Regions from separate parts of the Homo sapiens genome. Here regions 2 and 3 are each linked to region 1. Evidence: read pairs that join two places in POLR2A ChIA-PET (ENCODE). Cell type or tissue: PC-9. All regions are shown on one strand. Region 1 holds the start of UBE2J2 (ubiquitin conjugating enzyme E2 J2). Region 2 holds the start of MIR200BHG (MIR200B, MIR200A and MIR429 host gene). Region 3 overlaps LOC124903820 (a long non-coding RNA gene).

What was found. ChIA-PET counts read pairs that join two places held together with the same protein. Peaks named below come from ENCODE experiments on the same cell type or tissue, not always from the same donor. Only the 100,000 strongest peaks of a DNase experiment are listed, where the experiment ranks them.
Region 2: POLR2A ChIA-PET joins it to region 1 with 14 read pairs; 4 of 35 experiments call an interaction of 5 or more read pairs at or near these places.
Region 3: POLR2A ChIA-PET joins it to region 1 with 19 read pairs; 4 of 35 experiments call an interaction of 5 or more read pairs at or near these places.

What each region holds. Positions count from the first base shown.
Region 1 is chr1:1,269,849-1,274,848 of GRCh38, reverse strand. UBE2J2 (ubiquitin conjugating enzyme E2 J2) reads left to right here and starts at 995. Exons shown (of 7, transcript NM_058167.3): 1 at 995-1,183. It overlaps LINC01786 (long intergenic non-protein coding RNA 1786), which reads right to left and starts at 847. Exons shown (of 3, transcript NR_185846.1): 1 at 368-847; 2 at 1-46. RefSeq lists enhancers at 1-149, 1,340-1,847, 1,848-2,354, 2,355-2,863 and silencers at 361-410, 571-1,150. In PC-9, no CTCF peak of the experiment used is centred here; DNase peaks (open chromatin) are centred at 938 and 2,168; H3K4me3 peaks cover 2,734 bases; H3K27ac peaks cover 1,369 bases.
Region 2 is chr1:1,161,950-1,166,949 of GRCh38, reverse strand. It overlaps MIR200BHG (MIR200B, MIR200A and MIR429 host gene), which reads right to left and starts at 4,073. Exons shown (of 2, transcript XR_007065348.1): 1 at 3,692-4,073; 2 at 1-3,315. In PC-9, no CTCF peak of the experiment used is centred here; DNase peaks (open chromatin) are centred at 2,089 and 4,079; H3K4me3 peaks cover 4,319 bases; H3K27ac peaks cover 4,193 bases.
Region 3 is chr1:1,153,112-1,158,111 of GRCh38, reverse strand. The region is part of intron 1 of LOC124903820 (a long non-coding RNA gene); the gene reads right to left. Among named protein-coding and RNA genes, the nearest start is that of MIR200BHG, 7.3 kb to the left of the region's middle. RefSeq lists a silencer at 40-279. In PC-9, no CTCF peak of the experiment used is centred here; a DNase peak (open chromatin) is centred at 531; H3K4me3 peaks cover 558 bases; H3K27ac peaks cover 588 bases.

The sequences.
Region 1 (5,000 bases):
CGGGCTGAGGCTGCGTGGACACTCCTCCTGGCTTCTGCCCCACGGCCTGCAGCAACGTCTCAGACCCACCAAGGTGTCCCAGAGGGCCAGAGTCAGGGCTGAGCATGGACACAGCCTGCCCTCTGCCCGTAGCCACAGCGGGACTGACCCTCAATATTCAGCCACCTTGCTGACCTGTGGTTGTTCCTGAGAGGCAGTCAGGGTTGGGGCAAAGGAGAGGGCCACAGGCAGCCAGGTGGCGAGGTCCACCTCCTGATCCCCCACCAGGGGACCACCCTCAGCTCCCCGCTGTCCTCAGCGGCCTCTCAGGGAGGCGGTGGGCTGCGCGCCTGCCCCCAGCGTCCCACCCCAGCGCCCCGCCACCTACCGCTCTCTCCCAATGTGTCTGGGGTCAGAGAGAGGTGGAGAGGACGCAGCGCCCCGCGCTTTCTGCAGTCTGTCCAAGGGGAGGTCAGGGGCATCCCGGGGCTGGGCAGGCACCTGCAGGGGAGGGTGCTGCGGCGCGGACGTGGGTTGCAAAGAGATGCCACGCGTGTCACTCTCGGGTCCCTGAACGAGAGAGCTCTGAGCTCCCTGGAGCCCAACCCTCCACTGAGCCTCCAGGGGCCCGGGACGCTCCATGCCCGGGCCGCGCCGCGCCTCCCCTAAGGGCCGGGTGGGGCGTGGGAGCGGAGGACAAGGCGGGAGCCGGGAGGCGGGAGGGTCGGGGTTCTTTCTCCACCGGGGTCGCCCTCAGCCGGGCCTGCCGCCCTGGGCCGTGGCACATGGGGAGGGAAGCGCGCGGCTTCGGGGTCTGGGGCTCTCGCGCCCACTAACGGTGCCCGGAGCCGCCCGCCAGTGCGCAAGCGCCGCCCCGCCCCCCGCCCCATCCCCCACCCCGGGGTCGACGGCGACAGAGAGTCGTGGGCGCGGTCCGCCAGTCTGCCTAGAGCGGCCAGCCCTCCCCCTCCCTCCTCACCGCCCCGGACCGCGCACCGGAAGCAGAAGCTAGGCTGGTTCCGCCCCGCGAGCGGCCATCTTGGAGGCTGAGGCGGCGGCGGCGGCGCTGCGGCGGGTTCGGTGGGCCCAATCCCGGGGCGGTGCGGCTGTTTCGGGCGCGGGCCCCGCTTTTCCGCACCCTGCTCCGGCCTCGACTACGGCGAGCCTGAGCGCGGCGGCGGCCCACGCGCAGCGACAGGGAGAGGTGAGCGCGCTCGCAGGCCTGCGCCGGGTCCTCGGGCCCGCTCGTCCCCCCTGCCGGAGCCGGCCACAGCGGCGGCCCGGGGCTGCTGGGGACCCTGCGCGACGCTTCTCCGTTCGCGCCCGCCGCCCGCGGGGCCCCGGCCCGAGCCTGCCTGCGCGGAACCCGAGGTCGGTTACGGCGGGCTCCCGGAGCTCCGGGTCAGGGTCATGTCGGGGACTTGACCACTCGGCCGGGTTTCCCGTCAGCTGGGACACTTGCAGCTGCCCCAGGACGGGCAGCCTCGATCCTGGTTCGTCAGTGGATCACGGGAGTCTGTGTCGGGGGAGGGCTGCCGTCGAGCCCGCCGTCGCCTCGCCCCTGAACTGTTAGACTCCAGACTGCCCCGTAAACCCCGAGAGAAACGAGCGTGCCCGGGACTGTGCTTAGGGCCAGCGTTTCTGGGAAACCCGGGCGGTGACAGTGGGAGACCACCGCCGGCCGGCGAGTGAGACACGAGCCCGGAACAAGTCTCTAAGCGGCGCCGGGCCTCGCCATCCACACCTGCCAGTTCCCTGCATCCTTTCAGCCCCTGGCCAGGTGTCACCTCCTGGCGTCCTTTTCAGTGCCTGCCACTTAGTGCGTGTGTATTTAACTCTAGTCCGGTTGCCATCCTCTTGCCAGACCCAGATAGGAAGCGGCTGAAAGGTCGGGCCTCAGCCCGGTGGGAGGTGGGCAGCGAAGAGTGTACAGCGGGCTTGGCTGGGGCAGGTCGGTGGCCCCGCGCCCTGCTCCAGGGGAACCAGACTGTGTAATCTGGCTTCCGAAGAAAGGATCGTGAGTATCTCGCTTAGTCTAGCACCTGAGCCTAGGGCGTGGTTGGGTCTGGGTGCCCGGAACTTGCAGTCCGTCATCTGCACGGCCTGGCACCGCTGACCTCCTTAGCAGTTCCACTCTCGGCAGGGATGTGCGTGAGTGACAGGCAGGTGAGCCAGGCAGGTAGGTGAGTGCTTGAGTGACAGGCAGGTGAGCCAGGCAGGTAGGTGCGTGGATGAGTGACAGGCAGGTGACCCAGGCAGGTGCATGTGTGAGTCGCAGGTGAGTGTCCCATTTCCATCGGCCCGGGCTTCCGTCCAGCCTCCGGAGCAGTCTGGTGGAGAAGGCAGAGACTTCCCTGGCAGTCCTGGACCTGGGTGTGCCATGCGCCTGGCCGATGGGTCAGGCCAAGGTTTCCTGCCACATCCCCTAAGCAGGAAAGAGCTGTCCAGACAAAGAGGGACGGGTGAGGGACGCTGGGCAGCCACTGCCTCAGCACCTGGGCACAGCTGCCCTCGGTGATTCACGCTGCTTTAATGCAGTTTCTGTGTGTGAACATTTTTTTTTCCTGTGCCTTTTTGTTTTAAAATCGCCAACTCTTTCTCTCAGCAGGATGATATGCTTGGTGTCCTTTGTCTGTGGGGATGTTTGAAGGGAACCCGAGGCACATATGCTTCAAACTCTGTTCTCACAGTTTGCTTCCTTTGTGGAATTTTTTTTTTTTGATACAGGGTCTCTGTTGGCCCAGCTAGAGTGCAGTGACATGATCTCAGTTCACTACAGCCTCCGGCTCCCGAGTTCAAGTAATTCTCCCACCTCAGCCTCCAGAGTAGCTGGGATTGCAGGTGCCCACCACCACACCCGGCTAATTTTTTTTTTTTTTTTTTTTTTTTTTTTTTGAGACGGAGTTTCGCTCTTGTTGCCCAGGCTGGAGTGCAATGGCTTGATCTTGGCCCACCACAGCCTCCACCTCCTGGATTCAAGTGATTCTCCTGCCTCAGTCACCCGAGTAGCTGGGATTACAGGCACATGCCACCATGCCTGATTAATTTTGTATTTTTAGTAGAGACGGGGTTTTACCATGTTGGTCAGGCTGGTCTCGAACCCCCGATCTCAGGTAATCTGCCTGCCTGGGCCTCCCAAAGTGTTGGGATTACAGGTGTGAGCCACCACGCCCAGCCCCTTTGTGAATTTTTGTTTTCCTTGTCCTTCCTGCTGTCATATTGGGATGAGAAGAATTGGGGGAAATAGCCCCCTGGCCTCCTGGGGGACGTGAGAATGCTGTTCTGTGTGAAGCTCAGGAAGAGTGGCTGGGGAAACAGCAGTTGAATCGTGAACATGATTTTAAAAGCCTCTCCAAGCAGGTATGGGAGAGAAGCTTGTTTGTGACTCATTGGATGGAATCTATTTTATTTTTGCGCGGCTGTCCATGAACTTTCGTTAAACCTGCGGCCTGGCCACTTAGCTAAGCCCAGACCCACCTGCACTTGAATTGTCCAGTGAATTATTTTGTATATGGCAGAGTGTTAGCTTCAGGGTGAGTGTCGAAAGGACAGCCTGTGTGGCGGTGCTGCTTGGGGTCATCACTGTGGCCATCACCAGGTGTTGGCCTGAGGGGAGATCCCTGGCCCATTGGCTTCTTTAGCCAGGAGCTGGGGATGCCACTGTGTGGAAGCACTTCCTTCCCAGGCAGGACTGTAACCCCATCCCTGGTGGGGGCCCTCCTGGGGAGGCACTCCTTAGGCAGAGGAACCCGCTGGGGCCCAGAAGGGCCCTGCGTTGTGTGTGGGGTCACATGGAGGCCAGTGATGTGTGACAGAGTGGGAGGCATTTGGCAGGGAAATCAGGGAGGCCTCTGAAGGCGGTGGCTCTGGCTATGCCGGGAAGGGCCTGGGGAGTTTCCAGTACAGGCTAGGCTGGGAAGCAGCTGTGAGAAGGAGTGTGTCGGTCAGGACTTTGGAGTGGGACCTGGGCCGTGCTGGGTCTTGGGAGTTGGGAACGAGGAGGGCTGGCTGGGGCTGCTCTGTCTTGGGAGCTGGGAATGAGGAGGGCTGGCTGGGGCTGCCTCTGTCAAGGGGCTGGCAGGCAAGAGGACGTGTTGATGTTTATTTGCTTGGCTGTGGAGTATCCTGAAGGGTGGATGGGGGAGTGGGTGATCGGAACAGTATGTTGACTTATGGGTACAGGAGGGCCTTGAAATGGGAAGAGACTAGAAGCTCAGACCTTCTGGACCCACGGGGGGAGTTGGGAGGCTCCTGTGGTGTTGATGGGAGAAGTGATGACATTTTGCGTTAGAGAAGATAATGAGAGTGGGAAGGCTGTGGTGAACAAGGATTGCAAGAGTCAGGGACCCCAGAACAAGAAGCAGGGTTGGGGGTGGTGCTGAGGCCACACATTTGGGAGCACGCGTTGGGTGCCCTGGCTGAGCTCTGCACTCCAGGCCCTGGGTGTGTGGGGTGAGCAGCCAAGCCCTGGCCATTGACATCCTCAGGTTGGGAGCAGACACTAAACAGGCTGCTGGTGGTGGTTCTCTGAGGAGGAATAAACCGGTTAGAGAGGCCAAGTCTGTAGATCTCTTGCAGGTGGAGACTGAAAGGAGGTGGAATGTGTGGCTGTCTACAGGTGTATGAGTTGGTTCTCATGCTGCTATAAAGATGTACCCGAGACTCAGTAATTTATAAAGAAAAGGGGTTTAATGGACTCACAGTTCCGTGTGGCCAGGGAGGCCTCAGGAAACTTACAATCATGGCGGAAGGGGAAGAGGCATGTCTCACATGGCAGCAGGCTAGAGAGAGCGGGCAAGAGCAGGGAACACTGCCTTATAAACCATCAGATCTCCTGAGAACTCGCTTTCACTGGAACGGCTTGGGGAAACTGCTCCCATGATCCAGTCACCTCCCACAAGGTCCCTCCCTCAACATGGGGGATTATGGGGATTACAAGTCAATATAAGATTTGGGTGGGGACATAGCCAAAGCATATCAGCAAGGAAACTGGGTAGAGTAGACTTCCGGTTTGTGGGAAC
Region 2 (5,000 bases), 110 kb after region 1:
CAGCTTTGGGTCCTGGGGTGGGCACCTGGGGGGCCGAAGTGTCCTGGCCAGACGGCCGAGGACTAGGTCGGAGTGGGGCTGACACGGGCCCTCTGCCCGCCCCGCTCGGCCCTCTGCCCCCACCCCTCTGCGGGGGACCTTCCCTCTGGGTGGTCCCATAGGAAGGCCTGGACAGCAGCCCCAGCCCCCCGGGCCCCACGTGCTGCCTTGTCTGAGGCAGGGGACAAGGGCCTCTGTCTCCAGGATGGTGTTCCAGGAGCTGCTTCCCTGCCCAGCCCCTTCTCTTCTCAAAGGCCCGGTGTCTGCGAGGCTCTCGAGACAGAACGGTCCCCGCCACCTGGAGACCCCTCTCCCATGCTGCCCCGCTCACTGCACAGCGTCTGAGGGCAGGGGGTGCAGGCGGGGGTGGGGGTGGGGGTGTGGGTGGGGGTGCGGGCGGGGCAGGCTCCTGACCCTGCCCAGCCGTCCCTGCGGTTTGTGTGTCTGCTGGTCTGGGGTCTGACCCAGGCACAGAGGCAGACCGGCCACAAACACAGACACAGGCAGTCAAGCCTCAGACGCCGCGAGGGCTGAGCCGCCTCTGCAGGGGGGCAGGAGGAAGTGGGCAGCCCTGTGGCCCCTCCTTGCTCAGGGCCCTGCCTGGAGCCCAGAGACCCTAGGCTTCTACTCCAGGCACACTCAGGACCCGAGGGAGGTTCAGCCCTCAGGCCAGACCAAGGCTCCCCGCCCGCTGGACACGCCGTCCTTCCTGTCCTCCTTCCCACCCTTTCTCTGCAACCACCTGGTGCCAACTGGGCCCAGAGAGCTGGCCAGAGCCACTCTTCAAGTTTTCTGGCACCTTCCACCCACAGAGGCTGTAGGTGGGGCGCAGGCCCTGTGCCGATTCCCCTGTCTGCCCGCCGACCACAACAAAGGTCGTGTCCGCCCGCCCCCGCCTGCTGCCGGGTCCACCCGGTTCCAGTCTCCTCCTCCAAAGGCCACGTCTCCGAGGTCCTGACCCAGCTTCCCTCACGCCTGGACCCTCTCCGGAGACCCCACACCAGGTCCCCTGCCCTGGCCCCAGCCTGTCAGGCTCCAGGGCACCCGGCTTTCCCTTTCCATCACCTCACAGGCCTTCGCCACCAATGCCATCAAATCCCATCAAATCAGTGCTTCAGGAACACAATTTCACCTGTTTTCTGAGCTAAAGGAAACTAAGACTTCCCGTTCAGAGCAGAGTTGAATTTCAGCTCCATTCCTGGCTGCCAGGTCACGTGGGGAGGGCAGCAGGTGCCCGGCACTCGTCCCTTGCAGCTGGGGCCAAACACAGTTCCCAGCCCACCCGGCGGACGGGCCGGCCTCCCACTGCCAGGTTCAGGGCCCGGGGCCAGTGTCCCCAGGCCCTTGGCCACCCAGGGCCAGCCTTCTCAGGAACCCCACAGGGCCAGAGCTGGCCTGGCCACCCCAGGCTCATCAGTCATTGCGTTCTCACCCGGGAGGCTGAGGGGCACACGGCAGAGGCTGGGACCCAGGGACAGACCCGTGTGGCAGGCAGGTGGGAGAAGCCTCCTTCCTAAGTTCCAGGGCAGGATTCCCAGGCGCCTCCTGAGTGCAGAAGCTGTAAAGCCAACGAGCAGCTAGCAGGAGAGGCCGACCCTGGCTCCAGGGCTGGGTGGGGAGATGGTGGCCTGGGCCGGCAGGCTCAGCTGGGGGACCAAGGATTTCGCAGGGCCTTGTGCCTGGCACAGGGGTGAGGGGCAAGGAGTCGGGTGGGCAGGCGGCCGAGTCTTACCGTGGCCACAGGTCAAGAAATGAAAAGCGAAAACGGACCTTCCCTGTTTTCCGAGAGCCCCACGCGGCGCTTTCTTGTCAACCGTCGCCGGGAAGTGGAGCTAGCGTGGCGGTGCCGGTTGAGGTGTTGGGTTAATCATCACCGCGGGGCCAGACTCAGCTTGGGAAAATCCAGGAGTGAGTCAGGAGGCCCAGAGCCGCCCCAGCAAGGGGTTCTCTGCGGAGCACACTCCCCGTGGAGGCGCCCCTCGGCGCACCTGGCCGCCCTGCCCGCCTGCCTGGCCGGGTCCCACCTGCACAGGCTGGGGTGGGGTGGGAGCGCCCGGCGAGGAATGTGATCCCGGCGTGAAAACCTAACTTGTTGGTTAACCTGCCCGACGGGCTTAATCAATGGTGCGGCCTCGAGAACAAAGTGTGAAATCCAACCCTCCCCGACCGCGGGAGCCGAGCCGGGAGTCAGAGGCTGCCGGGGGGTGGGGTGCGGAGCTCGGCCTGGCGGGCACTCAGGTTCTTCCCTCTGCGTCGCCGGAGCTACGCGTCTGGGAGGCAAAGCCGCCATTTCACCCACACGGCGGGCGTGGATTTGCAGCCCTCGCAGGCCGGCTGTGAGCACGGCCCGTGTGTCCGGGCCACGTCCACCCGCCCCACAGAGAACACACCAGCTCCTCCAGGGATCCAGGGGTGCGCGACCTCCTCGGCCCATCTCATCTTCCTCTAGATACTAAAAAATGTTCTGACAAACTCGTTTCGCAAATAAGTATTTGCAAATTACCAAAATGTCTGAAAAGAACCGCAAACTGCATCCGCATTTTCACAAATGCAAACCTTAATTTTGCCAAATTCAATGTGCTGCCAACCATGCTTTTAAACATTTCATCTGGGTTACTAGAAAAACAAAACCAAACCACGTCTTTCCCCAGACACTCAGCGTAAACGGGGCCTGAGACGCTCCCGGGGGGAGGCCTGAGACGCTCCCGGGGGGTTAATTAAAGCATCGGCTCTTCACGCCCTAAGAATTTTGTTCATCAAGAACAATGAACCTTACCTCCCGCCACCATGATCAATCAGTTCCCAAACTTCAAGAAAGCCAGTGATCCGGGCTGTAAAACCGTGTTCAGGTGCCCCCGCGGCAAGTTCAAGGCTGGGCCTCGGTGGGTCGGACCTTGTTCCCGGCTGCGGCCACCGTACTGAGCCGTTTCACATTTAAGTAAAAAACCTCACGAGAGACGTTGCCCCCACCCCAGTCATAGCGCGGGGCCTGGGAACCGGCTCCAGCTTCTCCGGGCTGAGCCCCACCTGTACCAGACCAGCCACGACCCCAGGCACCAACCTCACCGCCCATGGGCTCGGCCGGCCTCTGACCAGAGGGTGCTGAAACCAAGCCCTTCCCACCGCAGACTCCAGAGCCCAAGGGAGACGCGGTCATCCTCGCACCCGGCCAAACCCTTCTACGCACCCACCTCTGAGGCGACAGCTTCCCGTCTCCGCACAAAGTGCCTCAGGACGGCGGTGGCTGCTTCTGGAGAGAACTTTCTAGAAGGCCTGCTGTCAGGTAGGCGGCAAGAACGTGACCCCTCTCGGAGCCTGCCCTCTGCCCAGGCCCTGCCCTGAGGGCACCCCATGCCTGGAGCCCACACACTGTGCCCGTGCCCGGAAGACGCAGCCCGTGGGTCCAAGATGGCTCCACACCCGAAACCCAGCCGCATCTGCGCAGGGGCCCACCTTTCCCTGGGGGGGGGAAGGACCCGCTCCAGCCTGTGTCTGCAGTGACCGGAGCTCCCCTGGACGCTGGCCAGGCTGGCGACAGCCCATCTGTCACCTGCGCCCCTGCCCCACGTCGGCCACGGCGGGGGCTGGCGAGGGCCCCCCTGCAGGGAGCCGCCTCCCCCTGCGCCTCAGCCTCCCCGCTGCCCGCCCTTACCTGCCCCGACAGGTTCCACTGCTGCGGCCGCGGCCCAGGAGCCGGGTTGAGGCTGCTCCCGCCCCGACCCTGCAGCCAGCGCCTCCCCTGTGCCAGGCCCGGGTGGGTGTGAACCGGCTTCGGAAGGAATGGGGGGCACCTGAGCCCGTCCGTCCCGGTCCACGGAGCTGGGTGCTCTGCCTCAGCCAGGGTCAGGCCTCAGGGCGTCCGTTGGCGCGGGGAGACCTGCAAGGGTGAGCTTCCTGCCCCCGCTCAGGCGAGGCCCTGGCACAGGAAGTCAGTTCAGACCTGCACAGGTGGACAACTCGCCCGTCTCTGGGAGAGTTTCGAGGGCGACGGGACAATGGGAGGCGGTGGCGAGGTGGGGGCCTCGGGAGGGAAGAGCCGGCTCGGCGGGGGCTCGCCTTACAAGGAGCAGTGCTCCCCGCCCCACACAGGTGCGAGCTCCCGCTGGCCAATCTCCGCTCCTGGCCCCCGACAGGTGTGTCCCCTGGGCTCCCATAGGCCGGGCGGGAGGCGGGCCAGTGACGGTGACGCAGGCCCGGGCCCCGCAGGCCCCGCAGACTCCGTCCCGCCCCCACCTTGCCGCCCACCGAGGTTGAACAAAAGCCAGGATGGGAAGGCTTCTGTGGGGCCCGTGTGGAGTGTGGGCGACATGGGCAGGGGTAGGGGCAGCCGCGGGCAACTCTCGCCTCTCCACCTCTGCCTCCCCACCCCCCAGCTCCGCAGGGCTCCTTCCCAGGCTGCCTTAGAAGCGGGTAGGGTGGCCCCAGGGTGAGGGGTCACAACCTGCCCGCCGCCTCCCTGCAGCGGTGGTGCCCTGTCCCATGGGGCTGAGGCCTCTCATGGACAGAGGGCAGGGGCCATACCTGCCTGTCTTTGCTCCAGGCCCGCAGCCCTTAATTTTGGAGCAATGAAGGGACCCCCCGTAGGCCCAGGTGGGTCTCAGGATCGGTCTCCTCGCCAGGGGCTCGGAGGAGCTACGTGCCCCCAGTCCCACCCCAATGGGCAAGAGGCTCCGAGACCCCACAGACCCACAGCTGGGGGAATGAGGGAGGGGTGTGGGTGCCTTCCTGAGCCTCCCTGCGAGGCAGGGACAGCTGAGAGGCCCCAGCAGCTCCCGGAACATCCCCATCTGGGCTCTGGAGGTTACTTTGGAGCCCCTGGAGTGGGGGTTCAAGTTTTCTTTGGGAGCTTGGAAGGCCTGGGGGACCAGGGGTCTGGGGGTGGGGAGGGCAGGGCCCCCGCCCGGTCCGGGAAGCGCCCCTCCCATGGCAAAGTGTTTGCTTCTCGCATCTCCCAGAGGAAG
Region 3 (5,000 bases), 120 kb after region 1:
AGGGACACAGCTCAGCGCCGCCCGGGGCTCCTCCGCTTCTTCCGGGTTCTCCGCGCACAGCCCCGGGAGCCGCTCCTGGCTCCTCGGCCACCGGGGCGCCCACAGCGGGCGGGATGGCTGGAGGCTGGGGGCGCCTGCCCAACCCTCCCTGGGGACGGTGCCCCACCCAGGGTGCCAGGCCCCGGATCCTCGCTCCCCCCTCCTGACCCTCCGCAATGTCAGGGTCTTGACCGGGAGCGGGGCGGGGCCCGTGACCCCCTACGGGTTGAGGGGAGGCCCGGTGGCCCCTTCACTACTTGAGGGAGGGCCTGGGGCTAATTTTGGCTTTGCCTCCTCTAGTCAGCACCAGCCTGGAACACAGACAGGCTTTGCTTGGAGAACCCTGGGAGGAAAACCCAGTCTCCTCGGCGGGAAGGGTGGCGCGTCCCCAGGGCCTAGAGTTTGAGATTAAACAGGATCGGGCGGAGGGAGGCCCCTCCCAGCAGCTCCGCCTCCTCGGGGCGCCCAGCGGTCTTTTCCACCTCGTCGCCTTCCCCCTTCCTGCTCCACACGAACCCCGGTAGCAGACACCCGTTTCCACCCCGGCAGGAAGGCCAGGGAGCCTCCAGGCCGATGGGAGGCAGGGCTGGGGCGGGGCTGCGGGCGGGGCGGGGATGGAGGGGCTGGGCTGGGGCGGAGCTGGGGGCGGGGATGGCGGGGATGGCGGGGATGGCGGGGATGGCGGGGATGGCGGGGATGGCGGGGATGGCGGGGATGGCGGGGATGGGATGGGTGGGCGGGGATGGGATGGGTGGGCTGGGGGCGGGATGGGTGGGCTGGGGGCGGGGCTGCAGTCCCTAGGGCTCGCTGGATCCACCTGCTGCCTTTGCCTCTGGACCTTGATTCCAGGGCCCAGTGCTCCCCGCCCAGGCCATGCCCTTCTACCATGCTGCCAGACAAGGCAGGTGACCCCACCATGATTTAATGCTGCACAGAGCGGGGGGCCTCCTGCACCCTCTTCCAGCTAGCTACCTTTTCTCCCACTTTGTCCCGGCTCCTCCCACCTGACCCAAGACCCCAGGCACCTGTTGGCCACTGCAAGCTCAGGGCACCACGGTTCAAGCCAGAAGGTCACTCTGTCCCCAGCCCGAGGTCCTGGGTCCTGGTCCTGCTGTGCGACCTTGGGTCTGCCCACAGAGGGTTGCCACAGGGCGGACCAGCCCAGTGCCCGGGACCTCCCCCCGCCCCCCTAAGCAAGTGCTGGCCCACCTTCCCCCCACCTTCTTGCCCTGAACCAAGCTCTGGGACCTGCCCGTGTCCAGCTGGGGCCTGTGGGTCAGCACAGCCTCCTCAGCCTGGCTCACCCTGACCGGACCCACCTCCACCTGAGGCCCTGAAGCTCCCATGTCCTCCCCCAGGGCTGTATCCCTGATAGCTGTGAGGCTTAGCCACGGCCTCTACTGAATTCTCAGAAAGGCGTTAACCAAAAGTCTGGAAGCTTTGCCCGTGGTCTGAGACACAGCCCTCTCCCGGGAGCCTGATCTGCAGCCTGTCCCTTTGTTTTCTTCTCAGTTATTCATTGAGATCTGCCCCAGTCCTCCACAGCCACCCTCGTCCCCAGAGGCCTCTAGGGCGCCAAATCCAGGGGTGACCCTACGGCCTCCCAGCCCAGCCTGTGGGCAGCCGGTCACCACGTGCCTCTGAGGCTCAAATCCAGAGGTGACCCTATGGCCTCCCAGCCCAGCCTGTGGGCAGCCGGTCACCACGTGCCTCTGAGGCTCAGCCCACTCAGCCACCGGAGCACAGGCATTCCTGGGAACCAGCGGGCTGGGGTGCTGGTGCCGGGGAAATGGAGGGGGTGGATGGAGATGGGGACAAGGCGTCTGGAGGCTGGGAAGAATGTGCACACTCTTCCCTGGTGTCGTCGGCACAGATTTCCTGCAGATTCCAGCTGAGCAGGTGTAGTTTGAGTGGGAGTTTCCCGAGTGGGGACTCCATGCTGGTTACGGCGCCCGGCAGAGCCTGGGTGGAAGTGCACTGGCTTCGCCTGATGACGAGGGAACGGAGGCTGTGGTCAGGTTGGCGGTGCCCTGAGGAATCCCAGGACTCCTGGATGGGAAGAGTGTGGGGTCCTGAAGGCCAAAGGGAGAGAGTGCCCCAGGCAGGAGACATGGCCAGTGCCCACAGGGGTGGCCTGTTTGCAGGCGTGCTGGCGGAGGTTCTCAGATCCACCTGCTGGCTGAAAAGTACTGAAATGTTCAACCATCCGATTAAAGCTTCGAAGAGCCAAGGAGCTGGTAAGAACTCACTAAGCCAAAGCCATGGATAAAATATTGCCTAGAGCACTCTGCCACGTTCCTCGGGGGTCAGCAGATGTGAACTTTTGTTCCAATGTGGAAATCATCCACCAGGAGACCCTCCCCACAAAACCTGGGAGTCCCAAAGGGCTCCACTCCCAAAGTGAGGACGAAGTGAAGTGACTCCATCCTCGCAGCCCCAGTTCAAGTCACTTCCACAGTGGTCTTCCAAAGGCCACTCAGGCCCAGGCAGTATTGTCCCAGGTGTCTGGCAGAGGAAAGCCGAATGGGGCAGTGCCTTTGCTCGAGGCATCAAATCGTCCTACAGATACTTGTTCAAGTACAATGACCAGCACGCCGTCGAAGATAACCAGTCTCGCAAAGATATGATATAAGCAAGAACGGATGGAATCAGACACCAGCAAGCCCCACAGGGGCCTGAGATATTGGATTATCAGACACAGACCAAAAAACACTAAAATCAGTGTGTTGAAAACAAAAAAAGACGTTTTATATTTGCAGAGAACTTTAGCTTATAAAAATTATGTAGTAGATTTAAAAAGACAATGAGCTTTTAGAAATGAAAATATAACCACAATTTAAAACTCAATGGATAGGCTTAACAGAAGATTTAAAATTGCTGAAAAGAAAACTGGGGTCTGGACGCGTTGGCTCATGCCTGTAATCCCAGCACTTTGGGAGGCCGAGGCGGGAGAATCACCTGAGGTCAGGAGTTTGAGACCATCCTGGCCAACATGGTGAAACCTTGTCTCTACTAAAAATGCAAAAATTAGCCAGGTGTGGTGGCAGGCACCTGTAATCCCAGCTTCTCAGGAGGCTGAGGCAGAAGAATCACTTGGACCCAGGAGGCGGAGGTTGCAGTGAGCCGAGATTGCACCGCTGCACTCCAACCTGGGTGACAGAGCCAGACTCTGTCAAAAAAAAAGAAAAAGAAGGTAGGAAGGAAGCAAAAGAAAATTGGGGAACTGGAAGACAGGTAAGTGTAAATTATCCAGAATGAAGGCTAGAGATTTTTTTTTTTTTTTCGAGATGGAGTTTCACTCTTGTTGCCCAGGCTGGAGTGCAATGGCACAATCTTGGCTCACTGCAACCTCTGCCTCCGGGGTTCAAGCAATTCTCCTGCCTCAGCCTCCCAAGTAGCTGGGATTACAGGCATGCGCCACCACGCCTGGCTAATTTTGTATGTTTAGTAGAGACGGGGTTCCTCCATGTTGATCAGGCTGGTCTCAAACTCCCAACCTCAGGTGATCCATGCACCTCATGCTCCCAAAGTGCTGGGATTATAGGCCTGAGCCACCATGCCTGGCTGGCTAGAGATATTTTTAAAAGACAATATGGATAAGGGTGGGAGGGTGAAATACATATATAAAATATAGAGACTTGGAAGAAGAGAGAATGGGAGAAATTAATATTTGAAGAGATACTATCTGAGAATTTTCCAGAACTGTTAAAAGACATCCAAACACAGATTCAAGAAGCCCCATGAATCTTAAGCCGGATAAATACACAGAAATCCCCAGCTTGCCGCCCACGTGAGCCATCCTGAAAGCCAACAATGAAGAGTTGAAAACAGCCAGGGAAGAGTGAGACAGGTTCACTTCCAAAGACCAGTGGTGGGACTGGTGGCAGACATGCCCACAGCATGATGGAGACAGAAGACAGTGGAACAGCTGCTTTACAATATGCACTGGCCAGAAAGCAAAACAAACAACAACCAGAAGAGAGCTGAGAACATTTGCCACCAGTAAACGTTTGCTAAGAGAATGTGCAAAGCACACACAGCCACGGGACGGTTCCAGGCAGAAGGTCTGCTGTGTGAAAAGTGATGAAATCCCAGTTGATTTTGGCTTTGCACAGCAATAATACTAACAATGAATTGCGGCATTTTTCAATATCTGGAATTAAAATGCAATTGTTTGCTGGGTGCCATGGTTCACATCTGTAACCCCAGCACTGGGAGGCCAAGACTGGGGGATGAGTTGGAAACCTGCCTGGGCAACATGGTGAAACCCTGTGTCTACAAAAAATACAAAAAATTAGCTGGGCATGGGAGTGCGCAATGGAGTCCCAGCACTTGGGAGGATGAGGCGGGAGGATCCCCTGAGCCCAGGAGGGTGACAGAGTGAGACCCTGTCTCAAAAATAAAAAAATAAAATGCAATTGTTTACAGTCCCACTAGTGGAGAAACCTGATGGGCACAGCCTCAGCTGGGTGATGGAGGGGAGTGTTGACAGAGCTGGGTCGTGTGGAGAGCCTGGGTCCCTGAGAGGATGATAGAGCCGGGTCATGTGGAGAGCGTGGATCCCTGATGGGATGATAGAGCTGGGTCATGTGGAGAGCCTGGATCCCCAATGGGATGATAGAGCTGGGTCGTGTGGAGAACGCGGAACCCTGATGGGATGATAGAGCTGGGTCATATGGAGAGCCTGGGTCCCCGATGGGATGATAGAGCTGGGTCGTGTGGAGAGCCTGGATCCCTGACGGGATGATAGAACTGGGTCGTATGGAGAGCCTGGGTCCCCGGTGGGATGATAGAGCTGGGTCGTGTGGAGAGCCTGGATCCCCGATGGGATGATAGAGCTGGGTCGTGTGGAGAGCCTGGGTCCCTGAGAGGATGATAGAGCTGGGTCGTGTGGAGAGCGTGGATCCCTGATGGGATGATAGAACTGGGTCGTGTGGAGAGCCTGGGTCCCTGAGAGGATA